Regions from separate parts of the Homo sapiens genome. Here region 2 is linked to region 1. Evidence: chromatin loops called from intact Hi-C (ENCODE). Cell type or tissue: chondrocyte. All regions are shown on one strand. Links, peaks and the distances in the headings refer to the core of each region. The heading gives the core; the rest is flanking DNA. Region 1 holds the start of TRI-AAT8-1 (tRNA-Ile (anticodon AAT) 8-1). Region 2 holds the start of TRK-TTT4-1 (tRNA-Lys (anticodon TTT) 4-1).

Evidence for each region. A loop is a pair of places that touch in the nucleus more often than their neighbours do. Peaks named below come from ENCODE experiments on the same cell type or tissue, not always from the same donor. Only the 100,000 strongest peaks of a DNase experiment are listed, where the experiment ranks them.
Region 2: it touches region 1 in a loop (2.2-fold over the local background); 10 of 110 quality-filtered maps call a loop at or near these places.

What each region holds. Positions count from the first base shown.
Region 1 is chr6:27,659,981-27,674,912 of GRCh38, forward strand. It overlaps TRI-AAT8-1 (tRNA-Ile (anticodon AAT) 8-1), which reads left to right and starts at 8,603; the gene lies at 8,603-8,676. TRR-ACG2-4 (tRNA-Arg (anticodon ACG) 2-4) reads right to left here and starts at 10,657; the gene lies at 10,585-10,657. It overlaps LOC124901292 (a long non-coding RNA gene), which reads right to left and starts at 8,593. Exons shown (of 2, transcript XR_007059535.1): 1 at 8,368-8,593; 2 at 6,992-8,148. TRS-CGA3-1 (tRNA-Ser (anticodon CGA) 3-1) reads right to left here and starts at 12,551; the gene lies at 12,470-12,551. RefSeq lists a cis regulatory region at 8,461-8,979 and silencers at 8,539-8,821, 8,568-8,757, 9,790-10,084, 9,918-9,967. In chondrocyte, for the core only: a CTCF peak has its summit at 8,624; no DNase peak of the experiment used is centred there.
Region 2 is chr6:27,586,433-27,601,364 of GRCh38, forward strand. TRK-TTT4-1 (tRNA-Lys (anticodon TTT) 4-1) reads right to left here and starts at 5,454; the gene lies at 5,382-5,454. TRX-CAT1-6 (tRNA-iMet (anticodon CAT) 1-6) reads right to left here and starts at 6,460; the gene lies at 6,389-6,460. It also overlaps the pseudogene RNU6-471P. RefSeq lists an enhancer at 5,975-6,184, silencers at 6,158-6,452, 6,425-6,514, 7,918-8,212 and a cis regulatory region at 14,087-14,259. In chondrocyte, for the core only: no CTCF peak of the experiment used is centred there; no DNase peak of the experiment used is centred there.

The DNA.
Region 1 (14,932 bases), core at 3,779-11,778:
TACTAAAGGCCTGCTTATAGCAGCTCATTTTATCCAGCACAGCATGTCCTGCTATCAAGAAAAACATAAGATATAAAAAAAGACAAAATACACAGTTTAAAGAGAGAGAGCAAACATCAGAACCAGACTCGGATATGACAGGGATGTTGGAATTCTCAAACCAGGAATTTGAAACAACTGATTAAGATGCTAAGAATAAGATGACAGCATACAAGAACACATGGGCAATGTAAGCAGAGAGATGGAAATTCTAAGAAAGAACCAAAAAGACATGCTAGTGATCAAAAACACTATAACACCAAGACAATGAAAATACAAGCTGCAGACTGAGAGAAAATACATGCAAAAGACCTATCGGATAAAGTACTGTTATTCAAAATACACAAAGAGCTCTTAAAACTCATCAGTAAGAACACAAACAACCCCATGAAAAAATGGCCAAAGACCTTAACAGTCACTTCACCAAAGAAGATATACAGATGATTAATATGCATATGAAAAGATGGTCCACAGCATATGTTTAGGGAAATTCAAATTTTAAAAAAATGAGATAACACAACATACCTATTAAAATGGCCGAAATCCAGAACACTGACAACACCAAATGCTGATGAGGATGTGGAGCGACACCAACTCTCATTCATTGCTGGTGGAAATGCAAAATTGTACCATCTCTTTGAAAGACAATTTGGCAGTTTCTTTAAAAGCTAAATATACTTTTACCATAACATTCAGCAATTGCACTCCTTAATATTTACCCAAAGAATTAAAGAGCTTAAGTCCACAAAAAACCTGCACATGAGTGTTTATAACAACTTTATTCATAATTTTCAAAACTTGGAAGCAACCAAGCTGTCCTTCAATAGGTGAATAGATGAACAAACTGTGGTATATCCATACAATGAAATATTGTTCAATGACAAAAAGAAATCAGCTATAAAGTCATTAAAAGACATAGAGGAACTTTACATGCATTTTTTTTATTTTGTATTTTGTTGTTGTTGTTGTTGTTTTTGAGACAGAGTCTCTGTTGCCCAGGCTAGAGTGCAATGGCACGATCTCGGCTCACTGCAACCTCCACCTCCCGGGTTCAAGCTATTCTCATGTCTCAGCCTCCCTAGTAGCTGGGATTACAGGCGCCCACCACCGCGCCCAGCTAGTTTTTGTATTTTTAGTAGAGACGGGGTTTCACCATGTTGGTCAGGTTGGTCTCGAACTCCCGACCTCAGGTGATCCGCCCGCCTCGGCCTCCCCAAGTGCTGGGATTACAGGCGTGAGCCACGGCGCCTAGCTACGTGCATATTTTGTTTGTTTGTTTTTTGTCTTTTATTTTCAAGACGGAGTCTTGCTCTGTTGCCCAGGCTGGAATACAGTGGCACGATCTCGGCTCACTGCAACCTCTGCCTCCCGGGTTCAAGCAATTCTCCTGCCTCAGCCTCCCGAGTAGCTGGGATTATAGGCACCGGCCACCACGCCCAGCTAATTTTTGTTTTTTCAATAGAGACGGGTTCCTCCATGTTGGCCAGGCTGGTCTCAAACTCCGCCCACCTTGGCCTCCCAACGTGCTGGGATTACAGGCATGAGCCACTGTGCCTGGTCGATATTGTATTAATATTGATTCATTCATTGTAACCACTGTACCACATTAATGCAAGATGTTAATGTTAAAAACACTTTGCACACTAGCTCAAAATGAAGTTAGGGAAGGGATTATATGGGAATTCTGTATTTTCTGCACAATTTTTATATACATCTAAAAATGGTCTAAAATATAAAGTTTATTTAAAAAGGTAAACATGGCCTGGCATGGTGGCTCAAGCCTGTAATTTCAAAAGCCAGCACTTTGGGAGGCCAAGGTGGGAGGATCACTTAAGGCCAGGAGTTCCAGACTAGCCTGGGCAACGTAGTGAGACCCTGTCTCTACAAAAATTTAAAAAATTAGCAAGACATAGTGGGACTACACATCTGTAGTCCCAGCCACTCAAGAGGTTGAGGTGGGAGGATTGCTTGAACCCAAGAGTTCAAGGTTGCAGAGAGCTACACTTCAGCTTGGGAAACAGAGACCCTGTCTCAAGAAAGGAAAAGAATAATAATAATAATAATAATAATAATAATAATAATAAAAGTAAACACAATTTCTTAGAGCTGCTAGCAGCTGTAGTTAAAAAAAAAAAAAAAAGAAAAGAAAAGAAAAAAGGCGGCCGGGTGCAGTGTCTCAAGCCTGTAGTCTCAGCACTTTGGGAGGCCAAGGCAGGCTGATCACCTGAGGTCAGGAGTTTGAGACCAGCCTTGCCAACATGGTGAAACCCCATCTCTACAAAAATACAAAAATTAGCTAGGTGTGGTGGTGGGCACCTGTAATCCCAGCTACCTGGGAGGCTGAGGCAGGAGAATTGCTTGAACACGGGAGGCGCAGGCTGCAGTGAGCTGAGATGGCGCCACTGCACTCCAGCTTGGCGGACAAAGCAAGACTCCATCTCAAAGAAAGAAAAAAAAAAGGTAAACATAGGCGGATAGGGGATAACATAATTGTAAATGACCTTAGCTGTTTAAAACATGGACTTCAATTATCTTAAATTATCAAGGAATTAGAAGAGCTACTCCTAATAGTTAAATTCTGCCATTTTTTAAAGGTAATTAACTGAATTGTTATCACAGTGGCAAAGCATGAGAGGTAATTAACTGAATTATTAGCACAGTGGCAAAGCATGAGAGGTAATTAACTGAATTGTTAGCACAGTGGCAAAGCGTGAGAGCTTTTGAAAGGGGTTGAGGCGTGGATTTAGATTTATCCATAATACCAAGTTAAACAAAAGCCACCAACAAAACCAAACCAAGGGAGCCCTCAAAGAATCAAAATCAAATCCTTACTGTGCTACCACAGACAGATGCCTGTAGCTCAGGGGTCAGGAGCTGGCCTCAGTGTGAAATCCCCAAGTTGCCAGTCAGGGGAGGACCAGAACAAGCTAGAGAGGATTTAGTGCCTGAGTGAAGAAGATGGATGTCTGAGGGAGGCTTTCACTCCTTTGTGACTCACAGCACTAACACAAAGACCAAACTCGGTAAGTGAGGAGGTTGATTTCTGTCTTTGGTTATTACAACTGGGAGAGCACTCTGGATCTGAAGATCAGAGTGTACTCTGCAGGATGGTTTTGCTTAGACTTTTATAAAGAGAGGTAGATAGTAAAAAAGATCAGTGGTTGCCAGGGAGTTGGGGAAGGTGTGGTACAAATAGGTGGAGGAAGGTGAGGTAAAAATATAACTTCAAAAGTTATAGGTGACGTTATTTACATTTGGAATTACTTGTGAGGATGATTATATGCTGAGTCCTGTGAGCCCTTCTAGCCAATCATTGAACCTAGGAGTGAGTCTTGGAGACCTGCAACACAGAGACAAACAGTTCTAATTTTAGCTAATCACTCATGAAACAGAGAACTGGATTGGCTAGGAAATAAAAGGGAACGGTCTGCCTATCAGCAGGTTCAGGCAAAAGGGGAAGGTTTGTGTCCGGGCGTGGTGGCTCACGCCTGTAATCCCAGCACTTTGGGAGGCCGACGCGGATGGATCATGAGGTCAGGAGATCGAGACCATCCTGGCTAACACGGTGAAACCCCCGTCTCTACTAAAAATACAAAAAGTTAGCCGGGCGTGGTGCGGGCGCCTATAGTCTCAGCTACTCGGGAGGCTGAGGCAGGAGAATGGCGTGAACCCTGGAGGCGGAGCTTGCAGTGAGCCGAGATCGCGCCACTGCACTGCAGGACTGGGAGAGTGGGAGAGAGAGCGAGACTCCGTCCCAAAAAAAAAAAAAAAAAAAAAAAGAGGAAGGTTGTGTTTGGCTTTGTCAATAACTAAATAGTATAAAGTTTTACATTACGTAGGAGGTAAGGTTTGTCGACTTCAACTATCTCATGTATTTTAATATAGTATATGCCAAATTATTATTCTTTTAATTATCCAAATAATGGCTATTTTCTGAATATAAATATTCTACACAATACAGGAAAAACAGCAAAAATATCTCCTCACCTGCAATGCCACTCCCTTTCTCAGAAATAATTACTATTCCTAGATTAGTGTGTTTAGCCTTATATTAGGTAGAATTTGCCAAAAAGAAATGTATATTCTCAAGTAAATATATGTGCATAATACTTCATTTTTCCTAAAACTCAATACTTCCGGCCAGGCGTGGTGGCTCACGCCTGTAATACCAGCACTTTGGGAGACGAGGCGGGCGGATCACCTGAGGTCGGGAGTTCGAGACCAGCCTGACCAACATGGAGAAACCCCATCTGTACTAAAAATACAAAAAAAAAAAAAAAAAAAAAAAATCTTGGCGTGGTACCGCATGTCTGTAATCTCAGCTACTTGGGAGGCTGAGGCAGGAGAATCGCTTGAACCCGGGAGGGGGAGGTTGCGGTGAGCCAAGATCGCGCCATTGCACTCCAGCCTGGGCAACAAGAGCAAAACTGTCTCAGAAAAACAAAAAAAAAAAAAAAAAGAAAAAAAAAAGAAAAGAAATTATCCCAGATGGTGGTGTCTGGTGGTGTCTTCAATTCTAGGAAGCATCCCATTTCAGCAGGAAGTTTTGAATCACAAAATCCCTATGCCCATCCAATTAATTTCCTAAGGAACCACATATGTTTTACTTTCTCTGAAATATAGCACCCAGAAGGGAAACTAGGAGGGTGTTCATGAAGGGCGATTTGAAAGCAACTGACAAAAAAAAAAAAAAAAAAAAAAAAAAAAAAAGAATAAAAAAAAAAACCAACTCATTCCTTATAGATGGCCGAAATAGCTCAATTGGGAGAGTGTTAGACTGAAGATCTTCTGCAGGTCTCTGGTTCAATTCCGGGTTTCGACAGCTGTTTCCGGACTCTTTTGTACATGTCGACTCTGCTAAATTAATGTTTGGCCGCGTTAACTGTGTAATACTGGCCCTCCACCAAATGTCAGCCATCTACCAATATGTAAGTCCATATTGACATTTAATTTATATGGTAAGGGAATACATGCATTTGCCTTTATAATGAAAAGGGCTCTTGTAAGTCATTTCACAAAACGCAGTTCCACGCCCATAAACATGAGCTCCTCCACAGGTTTTAGTAATTCGTTGAGGGGAAGAAAGCAATCTTATTCAGTACCTCATTCAGTGTGCACTTACATGTTTTTTTGCTTGTTTGTTTTTCAGATGGAGTCTCGCTCTGTCGCCCAGGTTGGAGTGCAGTGGCGTGATCTCGGCTCACTGCAACCTCCGTCTGTTGGGTTCAAGCAATTTTTTTGTATTTTTAGTAGAGACGGGGTTTCACCATGTTGGCTAGGATGGTCTCGGTCACCTGACCTCGTGATCCCCTCACCTCGGCCTCCCAAAGCGTTGGGATTACAGGCGTGAGCCACCATGCCCGGCCACACTTACATGTCATGATGTTATGAAACACATAAGAATCAGGGCATAAGCACTTTTTTTTTTTTTAAGACGGAGTATCGCCCAGGCTGGAGTAGCCCAGGCTGGAGTGCGGTGGCTTGATCTCGGCTTACTGCAAACTCCGCCTCCCGGATTCAAGCGATTCTCCTGCCTCAGCCTCCCGAGTAACTGGGATTACAGGGGCCCTCCGCCACACCAGGCTAATTTTTGTATTTTTTTAGTAGAGACGGGGTTTCGCCTTGTTGGCCAGGCTGGTCTCAAACTCCTGACCTTAGGTGATCTGCCCGCCTCGGCCTCCCAAGGTGCTGGGATTACCGGAGTGAGTCACGGCGCCTGGCCAAGCACTTTCAGTTCTATGCTTAACTCCCTGTGTTTCTACTTTCACTCAGAATTTGGTCTGTTAAATCCTTAAATTATTATCAGCACTTTGAATTTTTTTAGAAGCTTTGCTTGTTTTGTACAGCATTTTAGTTGTTTTCAGTTGCAGGGACAGTCCCAGTGCATAGCTAGTCATTTTTACTGTGCAGAGACGCAAGAGAGGACATATTAAAAATAACCTGAATTTTAGTAATACTAAGGCTATATGTGATTACACACACACACACACACACACACACACATATATGCGCATATATATATTCACATTGTAAAATAAATGAGCTGGGCACAGTGGCAGGTGCGGGAGCACAGTGGCCCCAGATACTTGGGAGGCTCAGGCGAGAGGATCACTTGGTTCTATAAATCAAGGCCAGCCTGGACAACACGGTGAGGTCATCCACATTTCTTTAAAAAAAAATTGTTAGTATTGATTCAGTATTTTTCCTGAGGCAGTCTTAGAAAATTAAAATAACCTAATCTGGAATATAACATAAATATTTTGAAATTATCTTACATGGTCAAGATCGGTGGCTCATGCCGGTAATCCCAACACTTTGGAAGGCTGAGGCGGCCGGATCACCTGAGGTCAGGAGTTCGATAGCGGCCTGGACAACATGGTGAAACCCCGTCTCTACTAAAAATACAAAAAATAGACGGGTGTGGTGGCGGGCGCCTGTAATCCCCGCTACTTGGGGAGGGCTGAGGCAGGAGAATCGCTTGAGCCCAGGAGGCGGAGGCTGCAGTGAGCCGAGATCGCTCCACTGCACTCCAGCCTGGGCGACAGAGACTCCGTCTCAAAAAAAAAAAAAAAAAAAAAAAAGAAAGAAAAAGAAAACAATACATATATCTTACAAGACACTTGTGACAGATGTTCCGCTGTGTTGCCTATAATGCAGGTGAAGATAGTAATGATATGCTTGATTATGCATAGATTATTTTAGGGAAGATAAGAAAGTAAGAAATTCGATAGTCTCTGAGGAGGATATGGGGATAGTTAGGATCTAGGATTAACGGAGATTTGATCCTCATTTTATATCATGTTTACGGTTAAGGAAGGACAGAAAACCTTGTATTGAACTCCTCTTTTTGTCTGGAATTACTGCTGGTAACGTTAACACATAGTATTTCATTTGAAGCAAAGTAAAGAATAATACGGTTTTTGGATCCGGGAAACACAATTGAAGGTGGGGGTGGGGTAGAAGAACAGATTTTAATCTTAGGTGTTACTAGCAAAAAATGTGATTTCTCTAGTCCCAGGTGCAGATTTTCTTCAATAGTATTTGGTTTTCGTTACAAAAGAAAGAGCAAGTACCCAGGCTGGTGCTGTTAGAGTCAGGACAGCATGAAGAGCTCTGCCTACCAACAAGCCTCAGGACAGAGTACAGGAATGTTAGAAGATTAGCTCCCATTTATCTGAAGGAGAAAAAAGGGTAATCCTTCCGGTGTTGATGTCATATATGACAAGTTCATTCCCTTGGTATGGCTTTACATGTGAACTTCGGAGGTATATAAACACCAGTCAGAATGTGCAAGAGGGATCCTCAAAAGCCAGAATGTAATTCCTTGCGACCGGTGAAGAGGATGTGTTACTGCAGGAACTGTATCAGAGAGTTTACTTTCAGGTGATTTTTGAGCAAGTAGAAGCCTCAGTTCTTGACACCTAGGATAAAACCTCTTGAGGACTAGAAGAATGAAAAACATCGAAGCTCCTGGTGGTACTTCGGTCTTTAACCGTTGAATACATTAAGAGTAACACTGGAATTCCAACACTTCCTCGCGCCAGCGTCAGTTTTAGAATCAACAAAATCGTTACTTGCTGATTCATTTAACTGCTAATATATTCGTTAAAAGTTTATTAGGCGTCAGTGATCTTGAAAGTTCCAAAAACACGAAGGAAACCCCAGGCACATGTAGAGAGATAGTTCCTGACGCTGCAGGAGGTTTCTTTCAACTTGTCTCCAGGTGATGAAACCAGTAGCCTGACCAAGGATGAAAGAGCGTATCTCACTTATTCTGGCCTCTCCAACTCGGGCTGAAATCCTTCGGTTCCCAAGTTAGAATTTGAGTGACACACAGCAAGTGCTGTTAAATGAGACTTAATACCTAGCGGGGTGCCACCACAACCTTGCCCTTCTGCAAACCTCTGTAGCCCTTTTCTACCACCCTCAAAAAACATACCAGATTTACTATGTAATTCCGGTACTGCTGGGCTACCTCAGTTTCCACCCCTGAATATCTTCGCCGATTACATCAGTGCTTATGTTTGTGACTTCAGAGACACTGAGAAGGCGCGGCTCTTTCCCTCAACCCCATTCGCCTTCCTTTCGGCGGCGTTGTCTTGAACCAACCTGAAAATAATAAGTCCTTAAGTTACAAGTCACTAAAGGGAAGTTTGCAACTTGCGATCCAGTACACTGACATGACTCTAAAAAGAGAAGGCTGCCGACTCTGGGCGTACTGCCTTTGAATTAGCCATACTCCGCAAGGAGCAGTGCCGTTCAAAAAAAAAAATTTGTTGTCTAACAACAACAAAAATAAAATAAAAAGAGGAGGTTCCCTTCACTCACCATTGAAAATCCTATTACAGCGCTTTTTCCACATCCTCTGTCAAAAATTTCTCCGTGAATTTTCTAGTCTGGCTCAGAGTTAAAATAGTTTGGACTTCCTTGCTAAAGTCTGTAAATATAGTCTCAAAGGTCTCTTGAAAGGAGTAAGAAAGAAAAAAGTTCTGTTTTATTTAGAAAAACAAAAATATCAACGAATTTATATATGGTTTCCTTTAAAACAGCAGCGCATTCGTGTGGCCGGTTAGCTCAGTCGGCTAGAGCGTGGTGCTAATAACGCCAAGGTCGCGGGTTCGATCCCCGTACGGGCCACTGGATGCCATAGTGGGGCCCTTCACTTACCTGAAGGGAGGCCTTTTAATTTAAGCCTGTCGAATCACAGGTGCTCCGAATCGAATCCCAGGTGCTCTGAATCCGAAATTAAGACGCCCTCTTATTCGTCAAGCGAGAAGGCTATTTACGTTCGTTTCCCTTTATTGTGAAAAATGAAAAGAACAGGCCGGGCACGGTGGCTCGAATCTGTAATCCCAGCACTTTGGGGGGCCGAGGCGGGGTGATCATTTGAGGTCGGGAATTGGAGACCAGCCTGACCAATATGGTGAAACCCCGTCTCTATTAAAAATACAAAATAAGCTGGGCTCATGCCTGTAATCCCAGCTACTAGGGAGGCTGAGGCAGGAGAATCACTTGAGCCCGGGAGGCGGAGGTTGCGGTGAGCTGAGGCCGTGCCATAGTACCCCAGCCTGGGCCTGGGCAACAAGAGCGAAACTCCGTCTCAAAACAAACAAAGAACAACAAAAAAGATGCAAGCATTAGGAAGAATGTACTGAAGAAAATTGGGTTGGAGTAGTGCGGCAGCTAGGTGGGTGTGTTTTAGGGAATGGGGAATTAAGAAGAGATATGACATTTGCCTGTTTAGTTTTTAGTGAAACGTTAGGAAGCAATATATACTTTTTTCTATTTTTTTCATTCTCAATATTGAAAGGGAGACAATATTATTTTGACGCTTTAAACGAGTTTCGATAGGGAAAGGAAAGCAGGCTCAGCGTGGCCAGTGACTTGGTGAGAGTGTGATACTAATAGCAGCAAGATACGAGGTTTTGTTCCTCGCAATGGCTGTGCTTCATTCTTTTTTTCTGATCCCAGGCAGTTTCCAAGGCAAATAAATGCCCACACCACGTGAGGCTGCCACTGGCTTTCACGGAAAATTTCTCCCCTTTAGCTTAAAGAGTATATAAGTGAATGCGGTGTTTTAAGAATCGCCAGTTCTCCGTTCAACTTGGCCACAGCCCAACACATTTGGACTACCAGGTTTGTGGTTTCATTCGTTTACCCGCAGTGCCCCTGACAGCGCATACTGGTAAGTGACTAAAGTAAACTCACCTGAGATGCAGAGCGAAGATCCAAGCTACACGTTCGGAAACCGAGCCACATATTAAGATGCTCTTTTGGTTTAGTTTGAGGAATTTTCCCCCGCTTGACTGTGGTTGCCTCCCAGCCTCTCTCTCCTCCACCATCTTCCTGGTCGCTGAGAAAGGAGGTCCTTCTGTTCAGACACCGCCCCAAAGCTGCCACCTTCCACACTCATCTTCTTCTGGGATATCTGTCTATCTGTCTGTCTGTCTGTCTGTCTATCTCTGTCCCTGCCGATTCTCCTGTCTTCTATTTCTCTAGGATCTCAGGGCGGAGGAAAAGTGGTGGGAACCTGGGAGGCAGAGAAGAGGCCCGTGGCGGGAGTGGTGGATTGGGGCGATGTTGAGGCTGAGGTGGGTCCACCGACTTCAGGGTTGAGCTCTGTGTAGGGGGCCCAGCTGATGCAAGGAGCAGCTTGCATCCTGCATCCCCACAGCCCTGCCTTTATGATTCAACGTTTCTTCAGATGTCCCCTTTCTTTTTGACAACAGTCATGCCCAGGGAAAGAGCTGTGCCTCAGAGACGCCAGGAATGTGGACTTCTCCCAATGGAAAAAAATACCGATGAAGAAGATATACGTGAAAAAACATTTTTTTAAAGCTTCTTTGATTTTTAAGCTTTCTAATGGTCTTTTTCTCCTTTCTCCTTTCTCCAGTTGAGAATGAGATGAAAGGTAGAAACAAAATCCTGTAAGTTGGCTCTTTCGACGCTTGTCTCTTTCACGTTCAAGTAACAGCACCACTCTGGAAAAGGACATTCACAGGATTGTTAATACGGCTTTGAAGAAGGAAAAAGTGAGAGCACAAGCGAGCCAGCCAGGAGTCGAACCTAGAATCTTCTGATCCGTAGTCAGACGCGTTATCCATTGCGCCACTGGCCCCTGCCTGTAACGCTGTCTTAACTGTTACTCTTTTCATAATTATATTGTATTATACTATTGGGGCCAGAAAAAAAAAAGATTGTTTCTTTATTTAGGTAGGGATTAAAACCCCAAACCACACTGATTCAAGGAAAGCATGTTTTCTTTTGTGGTTTGTTGGCATAATAGACATTCACATAAAGTGTCTTTATTGAAAATAATGACCATTTTTCATCTTTGAAACATTATATATGAGCTAAGATGAATGTCTTTCCTTCAAAGCAATATTGGTGTTTCTATCTTCTCTTTCATGTGTGTGCCTACTTTTTAGCTTTTTGTTACTTATTTTTCAGGCCAATCAGCTGCTTTTACCTGAATTTGATTTTTTTTTTTTTTTTTTTTTTTTTTGAGTCGGAGTTTCGCTCTTGTTGCCCAGGCTGGAGTGCAGCGGCGCGATCTCGGCTCACTGCAACCACCGCCTCCTGGGTTCAAGTGATTCTCATGCCTCAGCCTCCCAAGTAGCTGGGATTACAGGCATGTGCCTCCATGCACGGCTAATTTTGTATTTTTAGTAAAGACGGGGTTTCTCCGTGTTGGTCAGGCTGATCTCGAACTTCCTACTTCAGGTGACTCGCCCGCCTCGGCCTCCCGAAGTGCTGGGATTACAGGCGTGAGCCACCGTGTCTGGCCTGAATTTCATTTTTAATATACTTACATTGGGCACTAATGATGTATGTGGATCAGTAATGAGCAATATGTATTATTTTAAATTTAGATATTGCCAAAAGTAAAGTGCTTTGTAATACATTTCTGGAAGTATTAATCATAGTTTTTCCCTCTTCTCGTCCAAAAGGAAAAAACAAGTACCCACTCACTAGGGAGAAGTTTATTGTAAAATGGTATTACAACTCAAAGTAGCAGATGAAGACACTCAAATTTAACGAGGAGTCAAGAATTCGGGAAAGTACACATTTTTCAGAATCACATTTGACATAGAAACTTAGAAAAAGGAACTTTACTTGCATAGCTGTTCAAAGTAAGCAAAATAGTGGAAAATGAAGAAGTGCTTATAAGGAGACGAAGTTTCGTATGGGTTTAAGAAGGTGGTCAGAAGCCAAAATATATCCTCTTTGTGCCTCTGTTTCCTCGTTTATACAAAACGCTTTGAAGAGCAACTAATGCATATGACGGATTGTTATCATCCTAATTTTTTTGGCTCCCACCAGCTGTGAGATCAGGACAAATACAAAGTAAAGATTGCTGCCTGAGAATGCTTTAAGAAAGCTGTCATACTAGTAATCTAAAAGGGAAATTGTATTCCTAATATTTTCAACGTTGCACCTGTCTTGTATTTGCCATTATGATTAGATGTAAGACAACTAGTATCTTCTTTTTCTTTGAGACAGTCTCACTCTGTCTCCCAGGCTGGAGTGCAGTGGCGCGATCTCGGCTCACTGCAACCTTCGCCTCCCAGGTTCAAGCGATTCTTCTGCCTCAGGCTCCCAAGTAGCTGGGACTACAGGCGTGCGCCAGTAAGCCCGGCTAATTTTTCTGCATTTTTAGTAGAGACGGGGTTTCACCGTGTTGGTCAGGCTGGTCTCCAACCCCTGACCTCAAATGATCCGCCCGTTTCGGCCTCCCCAAGTGCGGGGATTGCAGAAGTGAGCCACCGCGCCCGGCCTTCAAATGTACATATTTCTTGATGTACATTTCCACAAGTGTGCGCGCGCTGTAAAAGCCACAGCGATAGCACTCACAACTTTCTATCCTAGTGAACTAATGAAAGCTAACTGATGAAAGTAGCAAATTGGAAATCTAACCAGAAAATGGCGACGCTGTGAGCAGGATTTGAACCTGCGCGGGGAACCCCCATTGGATTTCGAGTCCAACACCTTAACCACTCGGCCATCACAGCTCCGAGGACACTTTTTGTTTCAGAGGAAGTCGTGTTAGGCTCTTTGACTCTCTCGCTTTTTAATGTTCCCACGGCAGGTTAATGCTTCCGTGTTTGTATTTGTCACTTTTTATATATTTGTCTCTCTCTTTCAATAAGAAGTTCCTGGGAAACATAATAGTGTCTTAATCTTTACTTGTTATCTGACTCTCTATGCATCAGAAACTTATTTGGTGCTTAGTGGCTGCTTTTGTTGCTGGAACAAATCCCCGGAGACTCAGTTGTCTGTTCCCTATTCCTCCCTCCAGTTCATGAATTTTCTTCTCTCTTTACCCAGCACATGTTAGAGTCACGTTCTTGCTGCACTCTCAATTTCCCTGCCTCTCTCACTTTGTACTCCTTTGGCAAAGCCACAACCAGGGCAGCTAAACATGGCGGAAGAAAAACAATCAGTTGACAGACCTCACTTTAAATTCATGACAATGAATGTCAAGTAGGTGCTCAAGGCTACCAGGCAAATTGTACCATACGCGATTAGATTAGTCCACTCCCAATCCTCTTGTTCTAAGTCACTGTTTCAGCCGGATGCAGTGGTCCAAGCCTGTAATCCTAGCACTTTGGAGGCCGAGGCGGGGGGGGAGATCACCTGAGGTTAGGAGTTCGAGACCAGCCTGGCCAACATGGCGAAACCCCATCTCTACTAAAAAAAAAAAAAAAAAAAAGCCAGATGTGATGGCTCGCGCCTGTAATCCCAGCTACTCGGGAGGCTGAGGCAGGAGAATAACTTGAACCTGGGAGGCGGAGTTGCAGTGAGCTGAGATGGCGCCACTGCCCTCCAGCCTGGGTGACAGACAGTGAGACTCCGTCTCAAAAAAAAAAAAAATAAGTCACTATTTCATATCTCTCATGCCAATGCTCCAACACCTCCTCTCCCATCCTTGTGTTCAATTGATGACTTTACTTCCTACTTCACAATCAGAAGAGACCTTCCACGCACATCTATCACCACATTAATCCACCTACCAGCCTCTGAAGGACTGTCAGTGATCCTATAATGCCTTGACAAGGTCGCCGATTATCTCCACATGGCTAAAATCATTTCCCAGTCCTCACCTTACTTGGGATAGCTGCAGCTATTAATACATTCTCCTTCTTACAACACTTTCTTCAATTGACTTTAGGGTAACAATTTTCCTGGTTGTCTTCCACTTAGTAATAAGCATTTAAGATTCCTCCGTGTCTTTTCATGCTTTAATAACTCATTTATTTTTAGGGCTGAATAATATTCCATTGTCTGAGGTACCGTAGTATATTTATTCATTTACCTACTGAAAGACATATTGGTTACTTCCAACTTTTGGCAATTATGAATAAAGCTTCTATAAACATTTATGTGCAGGTTTTGTGTAGACATGTTTTCAGCTCCTTTGCATAGTTGCCAAGGGGTGTGATTGCTGGATCATATAATAAAAGTATGTCTAGTGTTGTAAGAAACCACCAAACTGTCTTCCAAAGTAGCTGTACCATTTTTCATTCCCACCAACAATGAATGAGAGTTTCTGTTGCTCCATAACCTCACCAGTGTAGGTGTGGTCAGTGTTCCAGATTTTGGCCATTCTAATAGGTGGGTAGTGAGTGGTATAATACAATTAAAACAATAATACATCTGTCTGTTTACATATAATGTGGAGCATCTTTTCTTATGCTCATTGGCCATCTGTATATCTTCTTTAGCAATATCTGTTAGGGTCTTTAGCCTATTTTTTTATTGGGTTGTGTTCCTGCTGTTTAGTTTTAAGAGTCCTTTGCATATTTTGAATAAGTTGTTCATTACATAAGCTTTTTGCAAATATTTTCTTTAATCTGTGTCTTCTCACTCTTCTGATATTATCTCTAGCAGAGTAGAATTTTAAATTTTAATGACGTTTATTACTTCTTTCATGGGACATATCTTTGATGTTTTATCTAAAATGTGATTGCTTAGTCATGTGTGGTGGAACACGCCTGTAGCCCCAGCTACTTGGGAGGCTGATGTGGAAGGATTGCTTGAGCCTGGGAGTCAGAGGTTGCAATGAGCCATAATCACATCACTGCACTAGGATGACAGAGTGAAACCTTGTCTTTAAAGAAAACAAAAAACCAGAGGTGACAATGACACTCTTTGGAACATTGCATAACTTTTGTACATTCTGGAGCACATAGATTTCTCTCGAATTGTATGATACGCATTTGTAGAAAATTTCTATTGAGTTGGATGATAAGCATTTATAGTAAACTATGAACTATAACTGTCTTTTCCTCCAAAACTGTGTATATGTGCATGTTTGTATGCACACAAGAAAAAAGGTTAATAAAGTAAAAATATCAATTAGTTATTCTCTAGAATAGTATCACATCATAAT
Region 2 (14,932 bases), core at 2,607-10,606, 75 kb before region 1:
AGTCCTGTCCAGTGAGAGCTAAAGTGAAGGAGAACATGCAGCTGTTCCCATAGAGGGTGCCCAAAGCAGGCAGACAGTGGTGGAAATTATCTGACTTCTTTATTTCTTTTACTCTCCTATCACCCACCACTGCATTTTGTTGACTAAACTGAGCTGCAGATAAATGTGAAGTAGGCTTGGGAAATACAGTCTGAGTTCAGCCCCCTTTGATGTGGGAAAAAGGTGCAGGAGAAGGGTGAAGAAAGAATTTGAGAAGCAAGAGGCAGTGGTTACCACATATATGAGAATATGTATTGGAAGAAGTAAAGATTGGAAACACTGGTTAAACAAGACACAAAAATGCTCCAGGTTTAAGAAAACCTTGATATTTATGAAAGTAATTACAGATTAAATTGAAAACACAAGTTACACTGAGAAAGATTAAACTGCATTCAAATAATTGAATTGCAAGGAATGATTAGATAAGGAGGAAGATAAAAAAATGTAGCAAGACTTCCACATGTAAATAAATCAAATATATACACGAAATAATCAAATAGATAAATAAACTGACATTTAGAAGAAAATTCAAAGGTACAAATCCAAACATATGTAGATATGTTCAACCTCATTGTGATAAAGGAATACAAACCATCACTACAACAAGATACTATTAACCTCCACTTGATCAAATTAAAATGAAATGTGCAAAAATAACAGCAGTTGACTATTTGGATATGTAGTAGTATCCCTAATACATTGCCAAGAGAGGCATCCATTTTTACAGCCCTGGAAAATGGTTTGTCATTATCTCAAAAAGTTAAACATTTACAAAATGTAACAAATTAACAATTTGTCTTCTAGGAACACACACACACACACACTCAAAGTACTTATAACTCTGTACCATGCCACATGTGCATAATTGCTCATAGAACTGTTGACAATATTAAATATACCTGGAAACAACTCAGATGCTCATTGGTTGATGTGTGAAAGGCCTGATGCAAAGATTTTTGAAGTCTGCTCTCTGAAATGAGAAAATTTCCCATGGGGTATGCATAATATATGCATGACAATTATTCATGTATTAGCTGCTCTAATCCCACAAAAAATCCTCAATATTTTCTAAAATGTAGAAATAGTAGAAATCAACATTTTCTGACCCTTGAAAATTATAAAACTTTCTTTTAAAAACTAGGGCCGGCCGGACACGGTGGCTCATGCCTGTAATCCCAGCACTTTGGGAGGCCGAGGCAGGTGGATTACCTGACGTCAGGAATTCGAGACAAGCCTGACCAAAATGGAGAAAGCCTGTCTCTACTAAAAAATACAAAAATTGGCCGGGCATGGTGGCTGGTGCCTGTAATCCCAGATACTCGGGAAGCTGAGGCAGGAGAATCGCTTGAACCCGGGAGGTGGAGGTTGCAGTGAACCGAGATCACGCCATTGCACTCCAGCCTGGGCAATAGAGCAAAACTCCATCTCCAAACAAAAAAACAACAACAAAAAACTAGGGCCAAGGGGAAAATATAAACAAAAAGCATAAAATTTCTATACAACAAAGGCAATGAAAATCTTACGTAGCGGACTCCATACGATAACACTAAAGCAGTAATCAAAGGAAAACTTGTAGACTTAATAAAAAGGAAACGGCCGGGCGCGGTGGCTCACGCCTGTAATCCCAGCACTTTGGGAGGCCGAGGCGGGCGGATCACAAGGTCAGGAGATCGAGACCATCCTGGCTAAAACGGTGAAACCCCGTCTCTACTAAAAAAATACAAAAAACTAGGCGGGCGTGGTGGCGGGTGCCTGTAGTCCCACCTACTCGGGAGGCTGAGGCAGGAGAATGGCGTGAACCGAGGAGGCGGAGCTTGCAGTGAGCCAAGATAGCGCCAATGCACTCCAGCCTGGGCGACAGAGCGAGACTCAGTCTCAAAAAAAAAAAAAAAATAATAATAAAAATAAAAAGGAAACAATACTTCTACCAATAAAAAGGAAATAATATTAAAGCCAAAACTCTGTCTCAGAGAGTGACTTAGTTTGGGTTCCCAAGAAACAGATTACCTGAGACAGAGATTATGTGCACAAAATTTATTAGAGTACACAGAAGAAAATGTAGAAGAATGAGAGAAAAGCAGAATTGGAGAGATGAAAAAGTAAAACTGCAAAGCAGTTACAGCAGAGGCTTCAGCCAAGCCACAGGAGCTCTGGTAGGATGCCCTTCAGAACTGTCCCAAATTGAAGCAAAAATGTGGTCATTGGATACTGTTTGCCCCAGAGAGAGCGTCTAGTCCTGAGAGAGTGCAATCTTTGGCAGGGGCGCTGTTCCTTGAGGCGAAATGACACTTTAGCAGTCAACACTCCTTGAAGCTATGAGAATGGAGCTTTGATACTGTGGAGAGGGGTAGCCCTATCAGATATTAAAATATACTCTTCATGCATCTATAATTAAAGCACTATAGCATTCACAAATGAATAGAAAAACAGTCTAGTAATGTAATACAAAGTCCAGAAGTAAACAAAATCACATATGGGTATTTAATATTTGATAAAGCATATATTTCAAGCCATAGGTGCAAAGATGGACTTTTTGACAAGTAGTTCAGGAAAAATTTGTTAGCCAATTAGAGCTAAAATGAAATTCAGCCCTCACTCTTTATGCAAGAATAAATTCCAAATGAATCAGTGATCTAAGTGCAAACACTGAAACCTACAAGTATTAAAAAGAGTCATGTGTGAATTCCCTTGTAGCCTGGATATAGAAAGTTTCCTAATTATAACTTAAACTGTAGATATAATAAAAGAAAATTTAGTATCTTAAAGTACCTACAAATATGGTACAAAAAAATATGATAAACAGACTCTAAACAGAGTTAACAAATGGTGGGAATGGGTGCCGGGAGACTATTTGCAATGTGTATCACAGATAAAGAGTTAATATCCTTAATACAGAAACATTTTTCAACAATTGAAGAAAAAGGCCAAAACTTTATAGTCAAATGGGCAAAAAAAATTAACAGATAATTAATATATATATTTGCACATATGAAAATATGTTTAAATTCTGTAATAAAAAATTGCAAATTGAAACTATATGAAGATACTGTTTCTCTGCTATCAGCTTGGTAAAAATTTAAAAAGTATGTCAGTGCATACAGGAACAGGTAGTGTCATTGATTTCTGGTAAGGAAGCACATTGTTATCAATATAATCTTTATGAAGGGGAATTTGACTATGTCTAACAAAATTATATATACATTAATCATTTCACCCAAAAATCCCAAGTCTAACAATTTACCCTGAAAATCTACATCCAACAAAATGAAAATATACATCAGCATATTTACTCATTGCAGCATTGCTTGCAATTGCAAAATTTTTTAAACAACCTAAATGCTTAAGCATAAAAGAATGATTAGATTGTTACTTCCACACAATGGAGTACTTATGCAGCTGTACAAAAGATCTCTGTGAACTGACATGGAGAGATTTCAAAGATATATTGCTAAACAAAAAAAGTAAATCAAATCAGTATCTATATACTGTAAATCAATACATATACTATCTATAGATATGTACATATCTATAGATACTATATATACAATATGTATATATCTATAGGTACTATATATACAATATGTATATATCTATAGATACTATATATACAATATGTATATATCTATAGATACTGTATAGATATCAATATATATACAATATATAAAGCAAATCAATATCTATATACTGTAAATCAATATATATACAATATAGTATAATATTTTTCGTCTGAGAAAGAAGAGGACATTTTAAAAAGTATGTATCACCAGGCGTGGTGGCTCACACCTGTAATCCCAGCACTTTGGGAGGCCGAGGTGGGTGGATTGCGAGGTCAGGAGTTTGAGACCAGCCTCACCAACATGGTGAAACCCTGTCTCTACTAAAAATAGAAAAATTAGCCAGGGCTGGTGGCGCGCGCCTGTAGTCCCAGCTACTCGGGAGGCTGAGACAGGAGAATCGTTTGAACCCGGGCGGCAGAAGTTGCAGGAGCTGAGATCGCGCCATTGCACCCCAGCCTGGTCTAAAAATAAATAAACAAACAAATAAATAAATAAATAAGTATGTGTCTGCCTGCTTATTCAAAAGGAGGTGCAGGAAGGATAAAAAAGAAACTGGTAAAATGGATTACCTATAGGGGGTAGATGAGAATGAGTTGAAAAAGCTGGAGAAGGAAAGAAAAAGAAGCAATGAAGGGAAGTGATATTTCTTCGAGTATGTCTCTTTTGCACAGTTTAACTTTTAAAATGATGTTATGTTTTAAGTATGTACAAAAAATAAAATAGGCTGAACACAGTGGCTCATGCCTGTAATCCCAGCAATTTGGGAGGCCTAGGCGAGCGGATCTCCTGAGGTCAGAAGTTCAAAATTAGCATGGTCACCATGGTGAAACCCCGTCTCTATTAAAAATACAAAAATTAGCCTGGCATGGTGGCGCTCCTGTAATCCCAGCTACTTGGGAGGCTGAGACAGGAGAACCACTTGAACCTGGGAGGTGGATGTTGCAGGGAGCCAAGATCACGCCATTGCACTCTAGCCTGGGCAACAAGAGTGAAACTCCGTCTCAAAAAAATAAAATAAAATAAAAAAATAAACAAGGTCAGGGGAAAGAGTCAAAATGGACCTGATTACTTCAAATGAATCACATAACTGAAAAAGAAAGGGCGAGACCTTACAAAATGGATCCAAATGCAGTGTTTGGACTGAATATTGTCAGGCTCAAGACAAAAGGGACATGACAAAAAAAACTATCAACAACGTTGAACTCTTGGTACCTTTGTTTCATAGTGGCGTTGTTTAGCGTGCTGCCCACAGAAGCCATGCACTAGAAGCCCATGATCAGGGTCATTAACCATAATCCAAATCCCAGGATAATGACAGAAATAATGTAAACACAGAAAATACTATTTCAAAAAGTGTTTGGAAATGAGTTTTTCAACTGGGAACTGTTGCAAAGTGGTCAAATTTTCTGTGAAAGAAGAGCTGGTCTAAACTCCAAGGAACCACAGAGACAGGCTATGCAAAGGTCACTGCTCTTAAAGATTTTGGATTTTAATCAAGACTGCCCAAAGTGCTCCCCCATGCCTGGATTAATGAGCCATTTCAAGGGAGTTTTAAAATGGTCCATTTCCCAGTCATTCCATCACCAGTTTATTATTTTTATATCATGTCCTTTTCCTCTTCTCTTGAAATCTTGGGGATACGTTTCAAATAATATTGGGAAAGCATAATTTAGTGAAGAAAGCGATGCATTTGTCTGTTTCGGCCTTTGTGATATTTCCTTCTCCTCACAAAATGTTCCCAAATGGGATGGGTTTAGACCTAACTGAAGTAAAACTTCTGAAGTTCGCCTGAACAGGGACTTGAACCCTGGACCCTCAGATTAAAAGTCTGATGCTCTACCGACTGAGCTATCCAGGCTCTCTACACTGGGCTCTAACTCACTAAGAAGTGCTAATAAGGCTCATGATTTCAGTAATTATTAGGTTCTTCCAAGCGTTCTGGTCATATACCTGTGCCTCAGCACTGCAGCCGAGCTTTATTATATTGAACATTCATTTCAACCTCAAACTGTTTATTCGTTAAATATAAAATTATTGTGTAGTATTTATTACAGGGGAAATGACGAAGAAAATCGGGCTCAGAATAGAGTGGGACCCCTTCGGTAGTGAATAATCCCGCAGCTCATTATTGCGAACAGCAGCCCTTAGAGATCGTAGCTGGCTGGTAAAGGCGGCTTTAGAGCGGACGCCCAGGCTTCTTCATCAGCTTACCAGAAGGTTGGAGGCAGAAGGTACGCATTTCAACAATGACTTCGATAAGTGGGAAGAAACTTCAGAAGTATCAAACATTTGGGTAAAGAAAGATTGTTATGTCACAAGGGAAGCAGTTCAATTCCCGTTGTTTCCTCCGGTGTTTTCCTAGCTCTTTAAGAGATGAAGTTTCCTGGAATCGTAATGCCAGAGCAACACACAAGTGACACCCGCTTCTGTCTGGGGAATTACCTTCTTCAAAACACACGTCAAAATTTTATAATATCTTTTTCCCGGTCGCCCAACCTAGTCTTCATCTTTCGCTCTCTTTTTCTTCACCTCTTCCTCAGTCTTTCCCTTCTTCACACCGGTCTCTGCTCCTCTACCGCCTTATTTTTCAGACCTCCCATTTGCAGATTCACTCATTTCTCCGCTTATGCTTCCGTTCTTTGAAAGTGAACCACTAGGTTTCAGAAAGCACCAGGCAGTTAAAACAGAGTTTACTCCCTCGGTCACTGTAGGTCTTCAGTCATTCATGAGAGGTGTTAAAGCACCTCTAACAAGTGCAAGATGCAGTGTTTTGGAGGAAAAAAACAGGCACCTAGCAGAGGATGGTTTCGATCCATCGACCTCTGGGTTATGGGCCCAGCACGCTTCCGCTGCGCCACTCTGCTGTCCCCTTCAGCTGTTGTGCCTTATCTCCAAGTAACTTAAACATCTCCTAACACCGCTGTCCAGCTGCGTCAATATTTTTTTCTTCCTTATCCATTTATCTTCTCTAGTCTCTGTCTTTCATCCTCGAGTTGTCTCACGTTTCCTTCTCAACATAGTCACCTACAACTTGTTGTTTGCTCCTTTGCAACTTAAGAAAACCGATTGAAATCCTTTCTCAGGAACTTGATTTTCAAACCGTTAGGCTCTCATACACCGACTTCTAGGGTTGGATTTAGAATTCAGGGCTTGTTCGTTTGTTTGTTTGCTTGTTTGTTTGCTTGCTTGCTTGCTTCCCACGCCTTCCATAGTGCACTCACTGTCTGCATTTGGAACACCTTGACTCCTCCGTGTCCCTGGTAAGACAAGGGCACTGTGTGGTCCTGTGGCCCTGTCCTCGGCCAGGTTGGAGGGACTAAGGAGAAACTGAAGATGCAGCGAACGGAAGAGAAGGAAATGCATGTACTTCTGAAAATCGTTGCTCGCGGAATTGAGGCAGACGTGGAGACGACATGCCTACTCAAAGAAGATTCAGTTTTCCGTGTCCCCACCACAATGAAACTTCTTTCACAAAGATCATAATGGGTATTCCTAACTACAAGGAGAGCGTGTGTGTGTTGTCCACTTGGCCTTTGGACACTGGGTCGGAAAACTGAGGCTCAGATCGCTTTCTAGGTGCGTCTGTGGACCCGTTTTTGTCAGTCTTGGTTCTTCCAGCCAAGGAATTGCGCAAAGCTGTTTTAAAGATTCTGTGTATAATTTAAGCTCCCCAATGGGGTGAGCTTCATGGGCCTGAGATCTATGCAGTCGCACAATTTACCACCATCCCCCGAGCACCCCTACACACACACACCCAGTCCTACTCTTGGGGTTTAATGTTTTGTAATGACTCTCTTGAAGTTCTCAATAGTTTTATCCTTAAACTTATGTTTTGTAAGCTATAGCCAACATGACAATGTAGCATGCTTAGGCATGGGGGTCTGTTGGCTCCCAAGAGTTCTGCCGAAGAGTTGACTCCCAAGAGCTCTGCTTCCCCTGGATGGGTTTTCAGCAACGAATTTGCCCTGCTAACTGACATCCTTCCCCACTCTCTTTCCCGACCCCTCTTCCCCACCTGCCTCCAGCAGTAAAGCCCCCTAGGGGGTCTACAGAAGAGGGATTAAGTTCCTGCAGCCTAATCCCGGGATTTCTGGGGTGTGGCATAATGGCTGTCATTCCCGACACTGGCTGGCAGACTGGCAGAGCCCAGGTGAGTTAGGAGGGTGTCTTGGTGGGAGTGAGCCTGCAGCTCACACCCATATCAGTATATATTCATAATTATAACAGCATTGTCTTCCTGCTTTTTGAACAAGGGCTCCCTCATTTTAATTTTTCACTGGGCCCTGCAAAATATATAGCTGGTTCTGCTCCCCAAATTTCAGTGGTGTTTGGTTCTCTTTGCTGGGCTCCCCTCAGGCTTCTTTACTATCTTGTTCTCATACTTGAAAAATCAGACCCTGGGGGCCGGGCGCGGTGGCTCACGTCTGTAATCCCAGCACTTTGGGAGAACGAGGCGGATGGATCGCGAGGTCAGGAGTTCGAGACCAGCCTGACCAATACGGTGAATCCCCGTCTCTACTAAAAATACAAAAAAGTTAGCCAGGCATGGCTGAGATTGCGCATGGCTGTAATCTCAGCTACTAGGGAGGCTGAGGCAGGAGAATTGCTTGAAACCAGGAGGCGGAGTTTGCAGTGAGCCAAGTCACGCCGCTGCACTCCAGCCTGAGCGACAGAGCAAGACTCTGTCTCAAAAAAAAAAAAAAAGAAAAAGAAAAAAGAAAGAAACATCAGACCCTGGATTCTTAAAGATGGAGCTTGGAGTCCTCAAGGGAAGAATTTGGAGGCTTCATTTTGAAACCCCAATGCTTAATACTGCTATAAGTTTCTATTTTTACATTATCTAAATATTATAAAATTCAAGTCAGAAAAGATGCCAAACCATTTAAATTACTAACACATTTAGATAATATATCAACTAATCTCTAATAATTTAATTACTTATCAGACATTTTTTGAACAGTGACAAAGATTCTCTTCATGACCAAACTCTAGTCAGGTTCCTCTGAAGGCTCTTCTCAACAAAAGCTCTGACTTTTGGACTTAAATGTTTGTAGCTCTGCATTGCGCACTTTTAACAATAATCGTGTTAAGTCAGTTTAGCCAGAATCCCTCATCCTCTATTATCTGATCACCCTTCATATCTGATCAGGTTCCTCATCCTCCACCATGCTCCAGTGATGTAATCACCCTGGCCTGCCTTCAAGAATCCTATCAGGCCAGGTTAGCCAGAAACCCCCTTACCTGTGATGTTTCCTTTCAGTAATTTTCTATCCAGTGACCTCATCTCCCCACTCTGATCCTTGGCTATAAATTCCCGCTTTTCCTTGTTGTATGCAAAGTTGAGCCCGGTCTCTCTCACCTACTGCAAAATCCCTCTCTAATAAAGTTTTCCTTACTGTCTTTAACAATTGCCATGAATAATGTTTTCCTTAACACCAACACCATGTGTTTTGCTTTTTATATATAAATAACACATAATTTAATAAATTTGAGCTAAGAAAGATGCCAATGAAAATATTCATATTTTTATAAGTATTTTTTGTTTTTGTTTGTTTGTTTGTTTTTGAGACAGAGTTTTGCTCTTGTTGCCCAGGCTGGAGTGCAGTGGCACAATCTCGGCTCACTTCAACCTCCTCCTCCAAGGTTCAAGCGATTCTCCTGCCTCAGCTTCCTGAGTAGCTGGGATTACAGGCTCCCATGACCACGCCTAGCTAATTTTTGCAGTTTTGATTGAGATGGGGTTTCACCATATTGGCCAGGCTGGTCTCGAACTCCTGACCTCAGGTGATCTGCCTGCCTCGGCTTCTCAAAATGCTGGGATTGCAGGCGTGAGCCACCACGCCTGGGCGAGATTTAAAACACTATCTTCGCTGTACATTTTGGTATTCCTTTTTTTTTCTTTTCTTTTTATTTTTATTTTGAGACAGAGTCTGGCTCTGTCACCCAGGCTGGAGTGCAATGGCGTGATCTCAGCTCACTGCAACCTTCGTCTCCCTGGTTCATGCGATTCTCCTGCCTCAGCCTCCTGAGTAGCTGGGATCACAGGCACCAGCCACCAAGCGCGGCTAATTTTTTTTTTATATTTTTGGTAGAGATGGGGTTTCACCTTGTTGGCCAGGCTGGTCTCAAACTCCTGACCTCAGGTGATCCGCCCTTCTAGGCCTCCCAAAGTGTTGGGATTACAGGCGTGAACCACTGCACCTGTCCCATTTTGGCATTCTTGATGTGAAGGAGAAACACAGTTACTTTAATCGTTGTTAGAGGGTAGTGTTAAATATGATTTATACTATATGATAAGGGATTTTCTTTACACTATAAAAATTGGCTTTGATTGTTTATATATAAAATGAAAAACTATATGTATACAAGCAGCAGTTAGAATTGTGTTCACTTCGGCAGCACATATACACAAATTGGAACTATACAGAGAAGGTTAGCATGGCCCCTGTGCAGGATGACATGCAAATTTGCGAAGCATTCCACATTTTTTTTAAAAAAATAGGGTAACCAATGATACGGAAATAGCCTAGAACAGTGGTTCTCAAACTTTGCACATTAGAATCACACTTCAGGATCTTTAAAAATAGAGTCGTACCTTGGTATCAGTAGGAGATTGGTTTAGGATCTCCTACGGATACCAAAATCCATGCAAACTCAAGTTCCTTATGTAAAAGGAGGTAGTATTTGCTTATTGAAGGGGTGGCCTGCCCCTCCACACCTGTGGGTATATCTCAACAGGCGGGACGAGAGACTGAGAAAAGAAATAAGACACAGAGACAAAGTATAGAGAAACAACAGCGGGCCCAGGAGACCGGCACTCAGCATACGGAGGACCTGCACTGGTACCGGTCTCTGAGCTCCCTCAGTTTTTATTGATTATTATTTTCATTATCTCAGCAAAATGAATGAGGTAGTTGAGCAGGGTGATAATAAGGAGAAGATCAGCAAGAAAACATGTGAGCAAAAGAATCTATGTCATAATTAAGTTCAAGGGGAGTTTACTATGCCTGGATGTGCACGAAAGCCAGATTTATGTTTCTCTCCACCCAAACATCTCAGTGGAGTAAAGAATAACAAGGCAGCACTGCTGCCAACATGTGTCACCTCCCGCCATAGGGCGATTTTTCTCCCGTCTCAGAATTGAACAAATGTATAATCGGGTTTTATACCGAGACATTCAGTTCCCAGAGGCAGGCAGGAGACAGTGGACTTCCTCTATCTCAACTGCAAGAGGCTTTCCTCTTTTACTAATCCACCTCAGCACAGACCCTTTACGGGTGTCGGGCTGGGGGACGGTCAGATCTTTCTCATCACATGAAGCCATATTTCAAACTATCACATGGGGAGAAACCTTGCACAATACCCGGCTTTCCAGGGCAGAGGTCCCTGTGGCTTTCCGCAGTGCATTGTGCCCCTGGTTTATCGAGACTAGAGAATGGTGATGACTTTTACCAAGCATACTGCTTGTAAACATTTTGTTAACAAGGCACGTCCTGCACAGCTTTAGATCCCTTAAACCTTGATTCCATATAACACATGTTTTTGTGAGCTCAAGGTTGGGGCAAAGCATCTCAGGGCAAAGCAATTGTTCAGGGTACAGGTCAAAATGGAGTTTCTTATGTCTTCCTTTTCTAGTTAGACACAGTAACAGTCTGATCTCTCTTTTCCCTACACTTATGACCTATGCACATCCTCCTGTATACATTAAATTATCTCTAGATTACTTATAATACCTAAAATACAATGTCCATGCTATGTGAATAATTGTTATATTGTATTGATTAGGGAATAATGACAAGAATATAAGAATCTGTAATGTTCAGTATAGACGCAATCATCCTTTTTTTTAAAAAATATTTTTTTGATCCACAATGGTTTAATCAACAGATGTAAAACCCACAGACATGGAGGGCTAACTGTACTAATTTTTGTAGGCTTCTACCCCCCTCCCCCCAGACAAACTGATTTCATAGGATTTGGTTGCCGGTGGGCATCAGAGTTTTTATTCCATTGACCCCTAGCTTACAAGACAATTATGTGACTTTTGCACAGACAGCTGCCATCACAAACTGCCTTTTTTATGGTATAAAGGGTCTCTTCAGGAGCTCTTAAAATGACTTCTTTCAAGTGCATTGATAGAGTTTGTAGAAAATATATTGCTACTGCTGTCTACCCTAAAAGACATCTTTACAAGTGAAAGCTTCAAAAATTTCCCCGAAAAGATTAATATGGAGTTAGTTACTTGAATCAAATTCTGGGCTCTTTAATAACCTTGAGAATATCTCTGGTCTGCTAGATTTTGACCATCTCAACTGACTGGCACATTGTATTGAGCCTAAGAAATACCTTATTTGGACTTTGTGGATTTTGGAGTCCCTTTACACTACATAATACAGCTGACATTTTAAATAAAAATAATCAAGTAGGGAGATATAGAAGAAAGATTTAGAACAAAAGTAAAATAATACATTCATTTTTATTCATGTTGGAAATATAAAGAGTCCATTAGAAAGAATGTAAACCAAGGAAAGCATAAAAGATTTTTAAATGTTCCGCCCGACGTCAAATATTAAAATTAAATATCTACACACCTAGTTGTATAAATTGGCAAACTGAAGACCAAGGTCAGAACTAAATAACCTCCAAAGAAACAAACAAACAAACAACAAGACTCCATCTCCTTTAACAATCTCCCATGTTTACTTCAAAGCAACTTTTATAACATGTCATATGTGTCAGAAAGAATTGTCAGACTTAAAAATCGACAACAGAAATTACTGGGTCCTTCCTTTCAGTGACGTGCTTGGCATTGTCTGGCAGACCCTCTAGCAAGTGTCTGATTTTTTTAGAGCTATGCATCTTTGACTTTCTATTCACTAGGCTAAGCTCTGTGATGGTAGAAGTTAAGTTATAGAAAAGTGATAATAACGCAAGTGATTCATGTTTACATTAACCCTAAGATTTTACTCAGTTGAGATACAATTTTCAGCCTTTCTATTGTGTGTTGTTTGTTCTTCAAATTCATCTTTGAAGGGGTTTTCTCAGTTGACTTAGTAATTAGTGAGATATATGAAATCTTAAACACTACATTCATGTTATATTTGTATGAAAGTCAGGTTTTCGGCTTTTCATGTGACTGACAACACCAGTACATTTTGGGAGCTCAAAAGAGGACGAAAGAAGTCCTGACAGGGAAGTCAAATGCTGGATGACGAGCACATGATGGGGTGTGAGGTATAAGTTTGAAAGATTTTAATTGTCAGAGAAAAAGGTACTCCGAGCACATTTTCTGAAGTGTTTGGAAGGTAGGACACCTTGGTCCAGAAATGGCGATGGAGCAGAGAATTTGAGTTGTTGCAAATCGGTAAAAATGCCCGAGGCAGTAAATAGAAATATGAAGCTGAATGGTCTCTTGAGTAACTGCTCAAATTCTTTTTAATCCCCAAAAGATTTTTTAAGTTTTTTTTTTTTTTTTTTGAGACGTAGTCTTGCCCTGTGGCCCAGGCTGGAGTGCAATGGCGCGATCTCGGCTCACTGTAGCCTCTGCCTCCCGGGTTCCTGTGATTCTCCTGCCTCAGCCTCCCGAGTAGACTAGCTGGAATTACAGGCGCACGCCACCACACTTGGCTAATTTTCGTAATTTTGTAGAGACAGGGTTTCACCATGTTAACTAGGCTGGTCTCGAACTCTTGACCTCAGGTGATTCGCCAGCCTCAGCCCCCCAAAGTGCTGGGATTACAGGCGTGAGCCACCGCGCCCGGCCAATACCCAAAGAATTTTGAAGAATTTTCCCTACATTTGCAGATGAAGAAAAGTTTCACAAATGATCTAAATAATATAAAACACCACACATTTTACTTTCGGAAGTGATGGAGCTGGAATTTAAACACATATATCTGATTCAAGAGGCTTATGTTTGCTACTATTGCACATTGCCTTTAAAACAATGCTGTGTTTGGCCGGGCGCGGCGGCTCACGCCTGTAATCCCAGCATTTTGGATCCAGACGCGACGGGATCACTGGAGACCAGGCTGCTCAAGGTGGTGAATCCCCGTCGGGTTTTAGCTGGGCGTGGTGGTGGCACCCTGTAATCTCAGCTACTCGAGAGGCTGAGACAAGAGAATCACTTGAACCCTGGAGGCGGAGGTTGCAGTGAGCCGAGATCGCACCACTACCCTACAGCCTGAACGACAGAGCGACACTGTCTCAAAATAATAATAATAAACAACAGTTAAATATGAACAGGGAGGTGGGCTCCAGGCTGGCCTCCATCTCTGGCACACCCAGGAAGGGGGCCATGACTGTTGTAACACATCAGCCGCATTTGAGACTTCAAGAGCCCTTGGACCCTTCTTGCAGTTGAACTTATCTGGCTCAAGCAGGAACTAACACCACAAGGGACTTTCCACCCCAAGAAGGCAAGAGGAGTATAGTTTGCTCCAGTTTTGCTTGCCCCAAAAGTAACCTTTTGCTCATTATAATAGTAAAAAACATACCCTTGGGTGGAGATTTAAGATGTTAATGAGACATGCAATGGATGTACTAGCATGTATAGCCACAGCGCATGTGCACCCAGAGGATCACCCAAAACATGCTTACTAGTCACACCTCCTCCTGCCTGCCACTTTTTGAATAAACATATAAGACTCCCGGCCGGGTGCGGTGGCTCACGCCTGTAATCCCAGCACTTTGGGAGGCCGAGGCGGGCGGATCACAAGGCCAGGAATTGGAGACTAGCCTGGCCAAGATGGTGAAACCCCGTCTCTATTACAAATACAAAAATTAGCCGTGTGTGGTGGCGCTTTCCAGTAGTCCCAGCTATTCCGGAGGCTGAGGCAGGAGAATTGCTTGAGCCTGGCAGGCGGAGGTTACAGTGAGCCGAGATTGCACCACTGCACTCCAAATAAATAAATAAATAAAATAAAAATAAAATTAAAAAAGAATCCCAAAAAGGGGATTGCCCCAGTGCCAGCTGGCGCTGTCTCATCTTCAAGAAGCCTGCTCTGACTCAGCTTTCAGTGTACTTTCGTTTTTGCAATAAACTGCCTTAAGGTGTTATCTTCGTTGTTGTTTGTCTCTTGCTTAAATTCTTTTAACCAAAAAACAAGAACGGAGGACTTTGCACTTCCCGGTAACATTTGAAGTTCTCCATTTGAAGACCAAAAACAAAAACAACAGCAACAAAAAACAATTCACCCCTGATCGTTGGGTACATAAAATAGGATCTTGCAATAGCTGTTTGCCAGTACATTCGAGTATGTTTGGATTGTCTTCTGCGTGTATGTTCGTTGTTTCATTTCTGTAGGAAATGAAGTTTCTGAAAGCTGCTAATTTGG